Linked DNA regions of Homo sapiens: region 2 is linked to region 1. Evidence: read pairs that join two places in POLR2A ChIA-PET (ENCODE). Cell type or tissue: Panc1. All regions are shown on one strand.

What was found. Peaks named below come from ENCODE experiments on the same cell type or tissue, not always from the same donor. Only the 100,000 strongest peaks of a DNase experiment are listed, where the experiment ranks them.
Region 2: POLR2A ChIA-PET joins it to region 1 with 6 read pairs; 3 of 35 experiments call an interaction of 5 or more read pairs at or near these places.

Annotation. Positions count from the first base shown.
Region 1 is chr6:111,289,271-111,297,270 of GRCh38, forward strand. It overlaps LOC124901376 (a long non-coding RNA gene), which reads left to right. Exons shown (of 2, transcript XR_007059706.1): 1 at 1-462; 2 at 576-2,201. Among named protein-coding and RNA genes, the nearest start is that of SLC60A2, 34 kb to the left of the region's middle. In Panc1, no CTCF peak of the experiment used is centred here; no DNase peak of the experiment used is centred here.
Region 2 is chr6:111,504,872-111,512,871 of GRCh38, forward strand. It overlaps TRAF3IP2-AS1. Among named protein-coding and RNA genes, the nearest start is that of REV3L, 26 kb to the left of the region's middle. RefSeq lists enhancers at 2,073-2,596, 2,597-3,119. In Panc1, no CTCF peak of the experiment used is centred here; no DNase peak of the experiment used is centred here; H3K27ac peaks cover 428 bases.

The sequences.
Region 1 (8,000 bases):
GGCTTACAGGTTACCTTGTGTCATACCTTTGAAACAAGGGACCTGTCCAGGCTTCCTTCTGATGGCCAACCCACCTCTAATGCTGGCCAGCCTATTTCACACAAAGTTCTAAGTTTTCCTGGTGTCACAGTAACACCATAATCTCCCTTAAATTCTTTCTTGAAATTTTTCAACATAGTTCCTAGTGGGTTGGGCTTATTTGTGCCTGGCCCATGCTTCTTTGAGACAAAACAACACGCTCACACCACACACACACCACAAAACAAAGAACAGTTAAAAAGGGCACACACACACTTTTGCAGTTTACACCAAACCAAAATCAAAACCAAAATCAGAGTTTCCAGAAATCCAAGCCAGGTCAAAACCAAAACCAAAGTATCCAGCAATTCAAGTCAAGTCAAAACTAGAACAAAGGTGCCAATACAGGCACACCGTGGGTGATCAGGCCACGCTTCCACTCAGGTGGAGTGGGGTAAGTTCCAAAGACTAGTCCTACCAAGTCAAGCCAAGTCAAAACCAGAACAAAGGTGCCAATACAGGCACACCGTGGGTGATCAGGCCACGCTTCCACTCAGATGGAGTGGGGCAAGTTCCAAAGACTAGTCTTACCAAGTTTCAGATATCCAGACTCCAAATGCCAGTTCCTTCCTGGTGTTCAGCCACTGTGTTAATCCTCCATGGGGGCCTGCTACGGGCTGCTCTGGTGAGGCGTTCCACTGTGGAAATTTCCTACCCGGGAGCCCTCTTTGGATCGCGGCACTCAGGCTGGCCGGAGTCCCCCGCAGGGATGCTCCACAGGGCAGGCTTAAGCCGCCTAAGGGGCTGCCTCAGCCATCCATCAGTCACCTCGTTTCCCAGTCAGGGAACCAAAAAATGTAGCAGGATGAGCTGCAGACAAAACCTCTCAGACACCAGGTTGTAGAAGGAAGGGCTTTATTCAGCTGGGAGCATCGGCAAGCTACTGCCTTAAAATCCGAGCTCCTCGAGTGCACAATTTCTATCCCTTTTAAGGGCCCACAACACTGAAGATTTCACATGAAAGGGTCATGATTGATTTGAGCAAGCAAGGGGTACGTGACAGGGGCTGCATGCACCGGTGGTCAGAGAGAAACAGAACAGGGCAGGGAGTTTCACAATGTTCTTCTATACAATGTCTGGAATCTATGAATAACATCGGTTTCTAAGTCATGAGTTGATTTTTATCTACTAGGTTTAGGCCAGGCAGGCCCAGGTCCAGTTTTGGGCCTGGCGCTGGGCTGTCTTTGATTTTATTTCCTTGTTTTTTTTTGTTTATTTATTATTTTTTTTAAAACAGGTACTGAATATAAAACAATATGAGAGGGTCTCTCTCTTCCCTCACTTCCACCAGATACCCTAAACTATCTCCCTTAATTCAAAGTTCCACAAATCTCTAGGGCAGGTGCAAAATCCCACTAGTCTCTTTGCTAAAACATAGCAAGAATCACCTTCACTGTAGTTCCCAACAAGTTCCTCATTTCCATCTGAGACCACCTCAGCCTGGATTTCCATATCATTATCAGCATTTTGGTCAAAGCCATTCAACAAGTCTCTAGGAAGTTCCAAACTTTCCCACATATTCCTGTCTTCTGAGCTCTCTAAACTGCTCCACCCTCTCTGCCTGTTATCCAGTTCCAGGTTTTGGGTATCTTTACAGCAGCACCCCACTCTAGTACCAACTCACTGTATTAGTCTGTTTTCACACTGCTGATAAAGACATACCTGAGACTGGGTAATTTGTAAAGAAAAAGAGGTTTAATGGACTCAGTTCCACGTGGCTGGGGAGGCCTCACAATCACGGCGGAAAGGCCCTGTGAAAGGCACATCTTAAGTGGCTGCAGCAAGAGAGAATGAGAGCCAAGCGAAAGGGGAAATCCCTTATAAAGCCATCAGATCTTGTGAGGTTTGCTCACTGCCAGAGAACAGCACAGGAAAGACCTGCCCCCATGATTCAGTTGCCTCCCACTGGGTTCCTTCCACAACACGTGGGAATTGTGGGAGCTTCAATTCAAGATGAAATTTGGGTGGAGACACAGCCAAACCATATCACTTAGGAAAGGATATTTTGTAAGTGGGGAAGTTGAAGCTGAACTTAGTGGAGAGAGACTAAATGACCACACTCTCCTTTGTCTTATCTAAGCAATTATAATAAATGACACTCCAGGTGTCCTTGACTGCTGCCATCTCTGCTTTCAGTGACTTGAGTTTACAGCTTTGCACTCTGCTCTGGCAGAGATCTTCCTCTAGATACTTTGCCTCATGCCAGATATGCTGGGCAAACCTTGACCTTTTCTGGCTCCTAAAACAGCACTCTAGAAGTCTTGCCACTGGGCAGGAGAGGATTGGATTTCAAGCTCCTAAGTATGACTATGTGATATTCAAGTTTTGCCCCCTGTGCTTTCCATGAGGAATTAGGGGCTGACTCTGTCATCCCACTCCTACTTCATCTTCATGGATTTGGTCAGGCATGAGCATAGACTTAGTGGCCAACCTCTGACCACACCACTCACTGCTAGAGGCTCCCTGGGGCGGTAAGGATGGAGTAAGAGACTATGGTTCACAAGGACAGACTTGAGGACTAGCTGGGGCCCCTCTGCTACCTCTCACTGGCTTGGAGAATGGTGTTTTTCTATTTGCTTGTGACAGCAGGCACTTCATTTTCCCTCCTTTGGGAAATTTGAATGGATCTGGTAGAATGAATGAAGAAAGCCCATATGTAGTGTGGGTGGTGGTGGAGAGTGCGGGATCTGGAGTCTGTCTGCCTGGATTTGAATTATGACTCTACCGCCTACTACCTAATCTTATTGCTTAATCTCTCCATGCATCAGCGTTCTTGCATGCAATTGGCTGTCAGATATAAATGAGATATTTGTAAAGCAATTAGCGTATTGCCTTATACATATTATTATGGGCTGAATTTTGACCCCCTCAAATTCATATGTTGAAGCTCTAATCCTATGTATCTCAGAATGTGACTGTATTTGCAGATAGTGTCTTCAAAGAGGCAGTTAAATTAAAAATGAGGTTTTTAGGGTGGGCTCTGATTCAGTAGGACTGGTGTCCTTGATAAGAGGAGGAAATTTGGACCCAGACAGACACAGAAGGAGACCAAAAGTGATGGTACAGGGAGAAGACGGCCATCTACAAGCCAAGGAGAGAGGCCTCAGAAGAAACCAATGCTGCCAACACCTTCATCTTAGACTTCTAGCCTCCAGAACTGTGAGAAAATAGATTTCTTTTGTTTAAGCCACCCAGTCTGTGGTGCTTTGTTATGGGAGCCTTATAAACTAATATACTTACTAAGCAAACAATATTAGCTACTATAACTATTATCATTATTGGCCAGGTGTGGTGGCTCACGTCTGTAATCCTAGCACTTTGGGAGGCCAAGGTGGGTGGATCACCTAAGGTCAGGAGTTCGAGACCAGACTGGCCAACATGGCGAAACCCCGTCTCTACTAAAAATACAAAAAAATTAGCTGGGCGTGGTGGCAGGCATTTGTAATCCCAGCTACCTGGGAGGCTGAGGCAGGAGAATCGCTAGAACTCTGGGGGCAGAGGTTGCAGTGAGCAGAGATTGCACCACTGCACTCCAGCCTGGGCGACAGAGCAAGACCCTGTCTCAAAAAAAAAAAAAAAAAAAGGCCAGGCCTGGTGGCTCAAGCCTGTAATCCCAGCACTTTGGGAGGCCCGAGGCAGGTGGATCATGAGGTCAGGAGATTGAGAGCATCCTGGCTAACACAGTGAAATTTCATCTCTACTAAAAATACAGAAAATTAGCCGGGCGTGGTGGCAGGCGCCTGTAGTCCCAGCTACTCAGGAGGAGAATGGCGTGAACCCAGGAGGTGGAGCTTGCAGTGAGCCGAGATTGTGCCACTGCACTCCAGCCTGGGCGACAGAGCAGAGCAAATCTCCAAAAAAAAAAAAAAAAAAAAAAAAAAAACCCAGCTATTATTATTATTCCCAAGGCACTCAATCAAAGAAAAAATAAAACAACCACAAAAGGAGGAATTTTAATCAGAAACTGATGCTCACAATTTTAGTAAAAGAGACTATCCACAAAAGGGAAATAATAAACATTTTCCATAATTGTTATGGCTGGGAAAACCAGGTGGGACACCCTAACTAAGCTAATGAGGTTATGGGCCATGAAAACACTTAGTTGTCCTGGCAAGTCTGGGAAGATAATGCAGCTGGGAGCTCACCACACTCTGCCTGGGGAACTCTGTTGGGGCTCCATGCAAAGAATGACCTCCAAAAGGACTCTAATCAAGTAGCCTTGATAGCTGCAGTCCAGTAGCAATAGAAACAGACACAAAGTTTTTTCTTTTAATGGGGGGTAATATATTCATTTAGTAATAAAATCAAATAGTACAAAGGTGAATTGAAAAGTGATCTCACTTTTGACCCCCCAGCCTTAACCGCCACCAAGGTAACCACTCCCTTTTGTGCACCTTCCACAGATATCAGTGCATATACAGAAGTGTGCTTATATGTGTGTGTGTGTATAATATACATCTCGTCTGCTTTATTTTAAATTTATTTTAGTTGACAAAATTGTATTTGTTGTGTACAACATGATGTTTTGAAATATGTATTCATTGTGGAAGGTGAAATTGACCTAATTAACATGTGCATTACCTCCGCTTTATTTTTAAATGTAGATTATTGGTAGCAGTACATATAAAAGAAGAGCATATTTTAGGGCAGGCGCAGTAGCTCATGCCTGTAATCCCATCACTTTGGGAGGCCGAGGTGGGTGGATCACCTGAGTTCAAGAGTTCGAGACCAGCCTGGCCACCATGGTGAAACCCTGTCTCTACTAAAATTACAAAAATTAGCCGGGTGTGGTGGTGTGTGCCTGCAATCCCAGCTTCTCGGGAGGCTGAGGCAGGAGAATCACTTGAACCCAGGAGGCGGAGGTTGCAGTGAGCCAACATCGCGTCACTGCACTCTAGCCTGGGTGACAAGAGCAAAATTCCGTCTTGAAAAAATAAAAGCATATTTTAAAAAGAATCTAAGCTTTTATATAGCTACAATCCCTATGCTTCCCTCTAGCCAGTATTTTTGATCTGTCTGAGGTGCTCAGGTACCATTGCTTCTATAGCAAGATCCAGGCACTGTGCTGGTGCTGGGTAATGTTGGGACACAAATCAGGCATGATTTCTGACCTTGTGGTATTTGCAGTCTAATAGAGGGATTGATATTAAATGTTGGTGCAGATAATCAATTGTAATGTGCTGTGAGTCACAGCAGCACACGGTGATGATGGGACTATGGCCCTGACCGTGGCATCTCACACCTTGGGAAAGGGTGAGCAGGTCTCACTTTGCCGTTGAGCATGCCGACTCCACTTCCTCTCCCTGCGCTCAGTGATACCTCATTCTCTCCTCAGTGCCTAGTGTCCCCCAGTTCAGTGCCTCTCTGGTTCTTTTTCTCTATAAAATAAACCTAAAGTGTGTGTGTGTGTTGTTGGGCGGTAGACAGGATGTGGTCACCTAAAAATGTGGAATCAAGGTGGCCTGTGAAGTCTAACTCTTCCTTTTAAACAATCCGTTCCTACCTGGGGCCTTCTGTTCCTAAGCCTTTCTTGAGTTCTCTAGCAATTATCAGTTTTGACCTTCTTTTTTCATTTCTTTTTTGAGATGGAGTCTCACTTTATCCCCCAGGCTGGAGTGCAATGGCGCGATTTCTGCTCACTACAACCTCTGTCTCCTGGGTTCAAACGATTCTCCTGCCTCAGCCTCCTGAGTAGCTAGGATTACAGGCACCCCCGACCATGTCTGGCTAATTTTTTGTCTTTTTCTTTTTCTCTTTTTTTTTTTTTTTGAGACGGAATCTCACTCTGTCACCCAGGCTGGAGTGCAGTGGCACGATCTCAGCTCACTGCAACCTCCACCCCCCAGATTCAAGCGATTCTCCTGCCTCAGCCTCCTGAGTAGCTAGGATTACAGGCACCCCCCACCACGTCTGGCTAAATTTTTATATTTTTCTTTTCTGTTTTTTTTTTTTTTTTTTTGAGATGGAGTCTCGCTCTGTTGCCCAGGCTGGAGTGCAGTGGCGCAATCGGCTCACTGCAAGCTCCGCCTCCTGGGTTCATGCCATTCTCCTGCCTCAGCCTCCCGAGTAGCTGGGACTACAGGTGCCTCCACCACGCCCAGCTAATTTTTTTTTGTATTTTTAGTAGAGACGGGGTTTCACCATGTTAGCCAGGATGGTCTCGGTCTCCTGACCTTGTGATCTGCCCGCCTTGGACTCCCAAAGTGCTGGGATTACAGGCGTGAGCCATAGTTCCTGGCCTGACCTTGTCTTTCTTAACTTTGGGTTCTTCCAATAGGGGAGGAGGCGGCAGCAAAGACATCTTCACATCATCTTGTATCTAATGCCCATTTACTTATGTGTGTCTCCCAAACAGCTATGAAATACACAAGGGCAGGGGATTACCTCGGTATCTCCAGATGAGTGAAATGCCATGCACATCTTGATGGTTAGTAAATATTTATTGAATGGCAAATACTTAAAATCTGTGTAACTTTTTATATTCATATTCATATTTGCAAAGCCTCTGTCGGGTAATCAGGGGGCAGGTGGTATTATCCTGTTTTCAGAGTGTGAATATTTTTAAACTTGGTATCTATGACCAAATGAGTTACTCTTCCAAAGAGTTGCATTGCCATTAGTGATCATGGGGAAGCCTAGAGCATGAAAGCTCCTTACTCTATCACTTTCCCCAAAACTTTCCTGTCCTTCCCTTCAAGACACTTGTGGTGGCATCAGTAGCAAGACAGGTAAAGACTCATAGGCAGTAAGATGTTCTTTTGATTTAAAAAATGGCTTCATCTGCCTTCCTGGTTACACTCTCTTCTCACCAGATATACAAAGAAACCTGATCTTATGAATATGAGAACTCCTCCACAAGATATTTTGCTTTGTAAACCACTCTTGGAGGTTGGCCAAAGTGCCAAAATGCAGCTATTGGGTAGGTTGAGGAAAGTAGACAGAGAAGTAGATTAGGTGGTGCATGTGTTTTGATTTCCTCCTTGGATTTCAAGTATAGACATAATCTGTGACTATTTGCCTGTGCAAAGCTAGTTATTAAGCAGAACTGGGGCATTAATGTTTCTGAATTTTATCCACTATTATACAACTCAAATGGGCTGGGCATGGCGGCTCATGCCTGTAATCCCAGCACTTTGGGAGGCCAAGATGGTGGGTCACCTGACATCAGGAGTTCAAGACCAGCCTGGCCAACATGGAGAAACCCCATCTTTACTGAAAATACAAAAATTAGCCGGGCATGGTGGTGCATGCCTGTAATCCCAGCTACTCAGGTTGCTGAGGCAGGAGAATCGCTTGAGGCAGGAGGCAGAGGTTGCAGTGAGCCGAGATCATGCCACTGCACTCCAGCCTCGGTGACAGAGCAAGACCCTGTCTGAAACAAAACAAAACCTCAAATGGTTAAAGGTAACAATTCTCATCACATCATGGGAAAAGGGCACATGGTATTATGGGATTAAAAATCAGTAGGGTGTGAATGCCAACCATCCTCCCAGAGGTACAGAGTTCACTAATAGAGGTCTGGCATATCCAGCCTAAAAGTAGCTACTTGTGCATTGCCATCTCCCCCAACCTCCACAGCTGATGGCAGAGCCCTAACAATGTCATTTATAGCCAGATTTATTTTTACTTTATAAAATTAAATGTGACTATTTTAAGAAATACTAGTCTACAATAGAGAAGTCAATTTAAAAGCTTATTTGGGCTGGGCGTGGTGGCTCCCAGTAGCCTGTAATCCCAGTACTTTGGGAGCCTGAGGTAGCCAGATCGTTGAGTTCAGGAGTTCGAGACCAGCCTGGCCAACAGGGCGAGACCCCATCTCAACCAAAAATACAAAAATTAGCCAAGCGTGGTGGTGTATGCCTGTAGCCCCAGCTACTTGGGAGGCTGAAGTGAGAGGACTGCTTGAACTCGGGGTGGAGGTT
Region 2 (8,000 bases), 220 kb after region 1:
CCAGCCTGGCCAACATGGCGAAACCCCATCTCTACTAAAAATACAAAAATTAGCCAGACATGGTGGCAAGCACCTATAATCCCAGCTACTTGGGAGGCTGAGGCGGGAGAATCACTTGAACCTGGAAGGTGGTGGTTGCAGTGAGCCAAGATTGTGCCACTGCACTCCAGCCTGGGCGACAGAGCGAGACTCCATCTCAAAAAAAAAAAAAAAAAGTCACATGTAACCATTTGAAAGGCATTCTTAATTGTGAACAATAGTTATGTGAGATTTTGGAAGATCCAATATAGATGCATTATTTCAAATGTTTTCAACATTTTGATAGTTGGTTTGCTGTCTATATTGTGGATGCAATTCAAAATTCAAGATTTTTCTTTTTATTAGAGGTTCTTTATTTACATTGCCACCCAATTTCAGCCTAAGTTGATCTTTTGTGGATTCATGGAATTTATGTTTGAAGAGTTTTAAAAAATTTTTTTAATGAAAAACTGTTAACATATACAGAAATAAAGCAAATAACATGAACCTCCAAGTTTTGTTTGAGTCTTTAGTAATATGTTAGTACAGGTACTGTGATTGTTGATGCAACAGATGTTCAGGAACTCAAAAAATGCTTGTTGCTTAATGTGCACTTGAAATAATTTGTCAGAGACTAGGATTGCAACCCTTGCTTTTTTTAGCTTTCCATTTTCTTGGTAGATCTTCCTCCATCCCTTTATTTTGAGCCTATGTGTGTCTCTGCATGTGAGATGGGTCTCCTGAATACAGCACACTGATGGGTCTTGACTCTTTATTCAATTTGCTAGTCTGTGTCTTTTAATTGGGGCATTTAGCCCATTTACATTTAAGGTTAATATTGTTATGTTTGAATTGGATCCTGTCATTATGATGTTAGCTGGTTATTTTGCCCATTAATTGATGCAGTTTCTTCATAGCATTGATGGTCTTTACAATTTGGCATGTTTTTGCAGTGGCTGGTACCGGTGTTCCTTTCTATGTTTAGTGCTTCCTTCAGGAGCTCTTGTAAGGCAAGCCTGGTGGTGACAAAATCTCTCAGCATTTGCTTGTCTGTAAAGGATTTTATCTGTCCTTCACTTATGAAGCTTAGTTTGGCTGGATATGAAATTCTGGGTTGAAAATTCTTTTCTTTAAGAATGTGTGAATATCGGCCCCCACTCTCTTCTGGATTGTAGGGTTTCTGCTGAGAGATCCACTGTTAGTCTGATGGGCTTCCGTTTGTGGGTAACCCAACCTTTCTCTCTGGCTGCCCTTAACATTTTTTCCTTCACTTCAACCTTGGTGAATCTGACAATTATGTGTCTTGGGGTCGCTGTTCTCGAGGAGTATCTTTGTGGTATTTTCTGTATTTCCTGAATTTGACTGTTGGCCTGCCTTGGTAGGTTGGGGAAGTTCTCCTGGATAATATCCTGAAGAGTGTTTTCCAACTTGCTTCCATTCTCCCCGTCACTTTCAGGTACACCAATCAGACATAGATTTGGTCTTTTCATGTAAGTCCCATATTTTCTTGGAGGCTTTGTTCGTTTCATTTTACTCTTTTTTTCTCTAAACTTGTCTTCTTGCTTTATTTCAAATTAATTTGATCTTCAATCACTGATACCCTTTCTTCCACTTGATCGAATCGGCTATTGAAGCTTGTGCATGCATCACGAAGTTCTCGTGCCATGCTTTTCAGCTTCATCAGATCATTTAAGGTCTTCTCTACACTGTTTATTCTAGTTAGCCATTCGTTTAACCTTTTTTCAAGGTTTTTAGCTTCCTTGCGATGGGTTAGACCATGCTCCCTTAGCTCAGAGAAGTTTGTTACTACCGACCTTCTGAAGCCTATTTCTGTCAACTCATCAAAGTCATTCTCCATCCAGCTTTGTTCCATTGCTGGCGAGGAGCTGTGATCTTTTGGAGGAGAAGAGACGCTCCGGTTTTTAGAATTTTCAGCTTTTCTGCTCTGGTTTCTCCCCATCTTTGTGGTTTTATCTACCTTTGGTCTTTGATGTTGGTAACCTACAGATGGGGTTTTGGTGTAGATGTCCTTTTTGTTGATGTTGATGCTATTCCTTTCTGTTTGTTAGTTTTCCTTCTAACAGGTCCGTCAGCTGCAGGACTGTTGGAGTTTGCTGGAGGTCCACTCCAGACCCTGTTTGCCTGGGTATCACCAGCGGAGCCTGCAGAACAGCAAATATTGCTGCCTGATCCTTCTTCTGGAAGCTTCATCCCAGAGGGGCACCCACCTGTATGAGGTGTCTGTTGGCCCCTACTGCAGATGTCTCCCAGTTAGGCTACATGGGGGTCAGGGACCCACTTGAGGAGGCAGCCTGTCCGTTCTCAGAGTTCAAACACCATGCTGGGAGAACCACTGCTCTCTTCAGAGCTGTCAGACAGGGACATTTAAGTCTGCAGAAGTTTCTGCTGCCTTCTGTTTAGCTATGCCCTGCCCACAAAGGTGAAGTCTATAGAGGCAGTAGACAGTGCTGAGCTGCACTGGGCTCTGCCCAGTTGGAGCTTCCTGGCCGCTTTGTTTACCTACTCAAGCCTCAGTAATGGTGGACGCCCCTCCCCCAGCCAGGCTGCAGCCTCGCAGGTTGATCTCAGACTGCTGCGCTAGCAGTGAGCAAGGCTCTGTGGGCATGGGACCCACTGAGCCAGGCACAGGAGAAAATCTCCTGGTCTGCTGGTTGCTAAGACCGTGGGAAAAGTGCAGTATTAGGGCAGAAGTGTCCCATTTTTCCAGGTACAGTCTGTCACTGCTTCCCTTGGCTAGGAAAGGGAAATCCCCCAACCCCTTGCGCTTCCCAGGTGAGGTGATGCCCCGCCTTGCTTTGGCTTGCCCTCCGTGGGCTGCACCCACTGTCCAACCAGTCCCAATGAGATGAACCAGGTACCTCAGTTGGAAATGCGGAAATCACCTGTCTTCTGCGTCAGTCATGCTGGGAGCTGCAGATCGGAGCTGTTCCTATTTGGCCATCTTGGAACAGAAACCCCACTTGAAAGAATTTGTGTACATGAAAATTTTTAAAAATCCCTCCATTTCCTAATCTATGATAGAATATATTTCAAAAATTTGGTGGTAAGCCAATTTTTGGACCTACAAATGTGTTTTTCATAGAAACAATCTTAAAATGGCTACTAGGTTTTCAGGCCAGCTCTCCATAACTTATCTAATTCATAGTTTAGGGAAACTTACCCATCATTTTTAACATTGTTTCAATGAGAAAATGCCTCTTTTAAAAAAATTTTTTTCTGGCTGGGCACGGTGGCTAACGCCTGTAATCCCAGCACTTTGGGAGGCCAAGGTGGGCAGATCACCTGAGGTTGGGAGATTGAGACCAGCCTGACCAACATGCAGAAACCCCATCTCTACTAAAAATATAAAATTAGCCAGGCGTGGTGGCGCATGTCTGTAATCCCAGCTATTTGGGAGGCTGAGGCAGGAGAATCTCTTGAGCCCGGGAGGCGGATGTTGCTGTGAGCCGAGATCACGCCACTGCACTCTAGCCTGGGCAACAAGAGTGAAACTACGTCTCAAAAAAAAATTTTTTTTTCTTTTCTTTTTTTTTTTTAAATTAGACTCTCATTCTGTCGCCCAGGCTGGAGTGCAGTGGCACAATCATAACTCACTACAGCCTCTAACTCCTAGGCTCAAGTGATCCTCTTGCCTCAGCCTCCTGAGTAGCTAGGGCTACAGGTGCACACCACAATGCCTGGCTAATTTTTTAAAATTTTTTTTCTTTAATTCTTTTTTTAGAGGAGGGGTCTTGCTTTGTTACCCAGGTTGGTCTCAAACTCCTGGCCTCAAGTTTGCTTTTAGCCTCCCAAAGTGCTGGGATTATAGGTGTGAGCCACCACACTCGGCCAGAAAAATGCCTCTTTTGCAATTAGAATTCTAGGGAATACCACCACTCATCTTCCTCTCTGTTGAAAATGGGTAGTCGAGTTATCTTGTAATAGGGATTTTGTCTGTGATGGGTCCTTAGCTCTCTCAGCAAAAGTAGCAGGAACTCAGAGTAAACAGTCGGGGGACATAGTATACTTCATGTATACTCTTCCGAAATTATTCCTCTGCTAGGGGGAGTTGAGGAGTCAAGCTCTCCTGTAATAGGTATCTTGTCTGTGAGGGCTCCTTAGCTCTCAGCAAATGTAATGGGAACACTGAGTGTTGGGGGACAAGAGTCTACTCTCCCATACCATTCTGAAATTATTTACCACTTTCTCTGCTGACAGAGTTTGTTTGTGCTTTTTTTTTTAAGCTTATTTTTTAAAAGAACAGAAAGGAAACCTCCCTTTATAAAACAAATACTCTGTGATATACCTAAAGCTTATGTTTCATAGACTTTTTAAAAAGAGGGCTGATTGTCTTAAGTTACTGATATGGGGAAAAATTATTTTCACTGGCTAAGACATGTCTAAGGCATCAAGAAAAGATTCCTGAATGTTAAAACATAAAATTGGAATATAAGCATAGGTACTAAACTGCCAACTAGCTAAAATCAGGTTGTTGGAATAATGCTTATAGTAAACCTATAAGTAGTATAACCTTTTAGAGTATCTGGGAATGACAGATGGGAGCAGAGAGGAGTGCCAGTGCTTCTGTCTCACCAACCTACATTCTCTTCCAACTTACCTTACATTTGTACTCTTCCAAAATCCTTTTCTAAGCAAGATTATGGAGCCACAAAATGGTGCTAATGAATTTCTCCTCATTTTGTGTATGTATATATAAAATAAAAAGGTAATAGAGGAAGTGCTTTACTGACAAAAGGGGCAAAATTCAGAAAGAATGGAGTGGCTGAAAACAAGACCTGCTCAGAGGAACCCTAAATATTACAATGTTCTCTGACACCGAGCAGGTTACTTAACCTCCCAGGATAATCTGTAGAATGAGTGATTGAAATAAATCAGCCCTGTTCCTTCTAGCTCAAAAACGAAAGTTCCATATTGTGAATAGTTGTCCTAGATCCTGCAAGTCTTCAAGTGCTAATGTGGTGTGGCTCTTATCCTGTCAGCTAATATAGGCTCCAATCTTACATGTCCTCCAGAAAATGCATGTTCTTGTGAGTGACTTAACAGCAGGCCCCCAAAGCTAGTTAGTCTCATTTTTCAAAGACAGTAATGTCAGTACCCTTATATGGGAGAATTAGGCATACTTTGTGATGAGGCAACTGGAGTTCCCACAGAATGGCGTACTGCAGCTTCCCCACGTGGGATCCATGTTCCCGTTAGATAAAGAAGGGCCTACTGTGTGTCAGGTACCACACTAACTACTTTACATATGTTACTATATTCATTTATTATTCATTTATTCATTATTCTTCACAATAACCCTGAGAGGTAGGGGGATTGTCCTCATTTTACAGATGAGGAAATTTCCCAAGAACTAATTAGTTGGTGGTGGAGCTAGTGAATGGTAAAACTGATTTGAAACCTCTTATGAGGGGAATGAAACCAGGGATCCCTTCACTAAACCTGCCCATCAAACTAGCTAAGGGAAGGAAACCAAAAAGCCTTTTACTGCAGTTAGCTTTATACTCACCAACAATGACAAGCAACTGTGGCTCCTCTGCCTGTGGGACCTGGCCCCTGCAGCCAGCTCATGTGCCCAAGACTCCCCCTACCCCTAAATCCAGGGTAAGCATATTCCCCCTAGCCCTTCTGAAGTCTCAGGTGAATACCCCAGAACTTTCACAAGGCTTCCCACCTAGGAAACCTAGCCACCTCTAACCTAGAGGATGTAACTCTTAAGTTTGATATTAAGACCCTGCTCTAGTAGAATCCTTCAAAGCAGGAAGCCCTTCTGTGCTGTTTGTGGTGCTGAGAGGTGCCAGATAACATGCCACCCTGCCAACTCGTGTAACTCAGGGAAGAACCTACCTGAAGATGATAAGAGAAATGAAAATAAAGTCTTGAAGAACTACAATTGTCAGGTGATCCTGCAGAGGAGTCCCTGGCCCACAGGAGTTTTTTTCTACGTCAGTAACTTCAAAGATAGCTGTTAATACTTCTAGATCTCCGAATTCCTGACAGGAGATGAAAGAGCATCCAAGTTTAAGATTATCAGGCTCAGAAACTGCCAGAAATAACTTAGAACAGTTCTCAAAGTATGTTCCTGGGACAAGCAGCATTAGCCTCACCTGGGAACTTGTTGAAAATACAGACTCTTGGCCGGGCATGGTGGCTCACACCTGTAATCCCAGCACTTTGGGAGGCTGAGGCAGGCGGATCACGAGGTCAGGAGATCGAGATCATCCTGGCTAACACGGTGAAAACCCGTCTCTACTAAAAATACAAAAAATTAGCAGGGCATGGTGGCAGGCGCCTGTAGTCCCAGCTACTTGGGAGGCTGAGGCGGGAGAATGGCGTGAACCCAGGAGGCGGAGTTTGCAGTGAGTCAAGATCACGCCACTGCACTCCAGCCTGGGCAACAGAGCGAGACTCCATCTCAAATTATATATATACACACACACAGACTCTTGGACCCCATCCCAGACCTGCAGAATGAGAAGTGGAGCCCAGAAATCTGTGTTTCAACAAGATTCTGATGTATACTAAATTTTGAAAACAACTGTCCTAGGACTATGAATGATGATCGCAGGTTCCCTACATCAAATTGCAACAGCTTCCTGGGACTAGTCGACCGCCCCATCTCCAATATAGTGCCATTCTTAGAGATATGCAGCTCTCTCAACCAAGACTACTGCCTAGGACCTCATTTGTTTCCTTGAAAACTCCTAGGAAAATATTGGGAAAAATGGCAGATGATTGGTAATGATAGAATTGAGGTAAAAAAAATTAATTGTGTATGATGGGGGAATTGGAAGTAATTTATATGCCTATTTATAGGAGTTTGCCTAAAAGCAAATTCCATGAGGATTAGGACTAACACTGACCAACAGTATGTTCACTGTACTCTCATTATCTACTATAGTGTAAGTATTTAATATTTGTTGATTGAATGAATAAATGTACATATACATTTCAGTCCTGAAGTAAAATGCAGCCATTAAAAAAGATGTCTTCTATTAGCAGTCTCACTCATATGTATGTACTCAAAAACCTGAAATTCAATGTTTATATCAACTTTATTCATAACTACCAAAAACTGGAAACAACCCTATTGTCTATCAACTGGTAAACAGATCAACGAACATTCATATAATGTACATCCATAGAATAGAATACTACTGAGCAATAAAAAGGACCAAATTACAAATATATGCAGAAAACATGGATGAATTGCAGCAGCATTAGGCTGAGTGAAAGAAGCCAGGCTCAAAAAGCAAATGTATGATTCCATTTATGTAGCATTGTAGAAAAGGCAAAACTGGGCTGGGCCCAGTGGCTCACGCCTGTAATCCTAGCACTTTGTAGGGGGCCAAGGTGGGCAGATCACCTAAGGTCAGGAGTTTGAGACCAGCCTGGCCAACATGGTGAAACCCCATCTCTACTAAAAATACAAAAATTAGCTGGGCATGGTGGCACACCCCTGTAATCCCAGCTATTCTGGAGACTGAGGCAGGAGAATTGCTTGAGCCTGGGAGATGGAGGTTGCAGTGAGCCGAGATCGTGCCACTGCACTCCAGCCTGGCCGACAGAGTGAGACTCTGTCTCCAAAAAAAACCAAAAAAGGCAAAACTGTAGGGATTGAAAATAGTTCAGTGATTGCTGGAGAAGGAGCAAGTGCCTCTAAACTACAATCAGGCACAAAGACAGTTTGAGGGTGATGGACCTGTTCTATATCTTGATCGTGATGGTTGCATTATTGTATGCATTCATCAAAACTCATGGGACTGAATGCTAAAAAAGGTTAATTTTACTGTACATACTCAATATACAATATACTGTGTATACTCAATATACTTTTTTAAAAAGTATACTAACGTTTTTAAAAAATGATGTTGAATAAATGTACCTGATACATATGTAATAGAAAAGTCAAGTTAAATGTTTTTCTAAAAACAAAACAAATGTCATCCATATACATGTGTGTA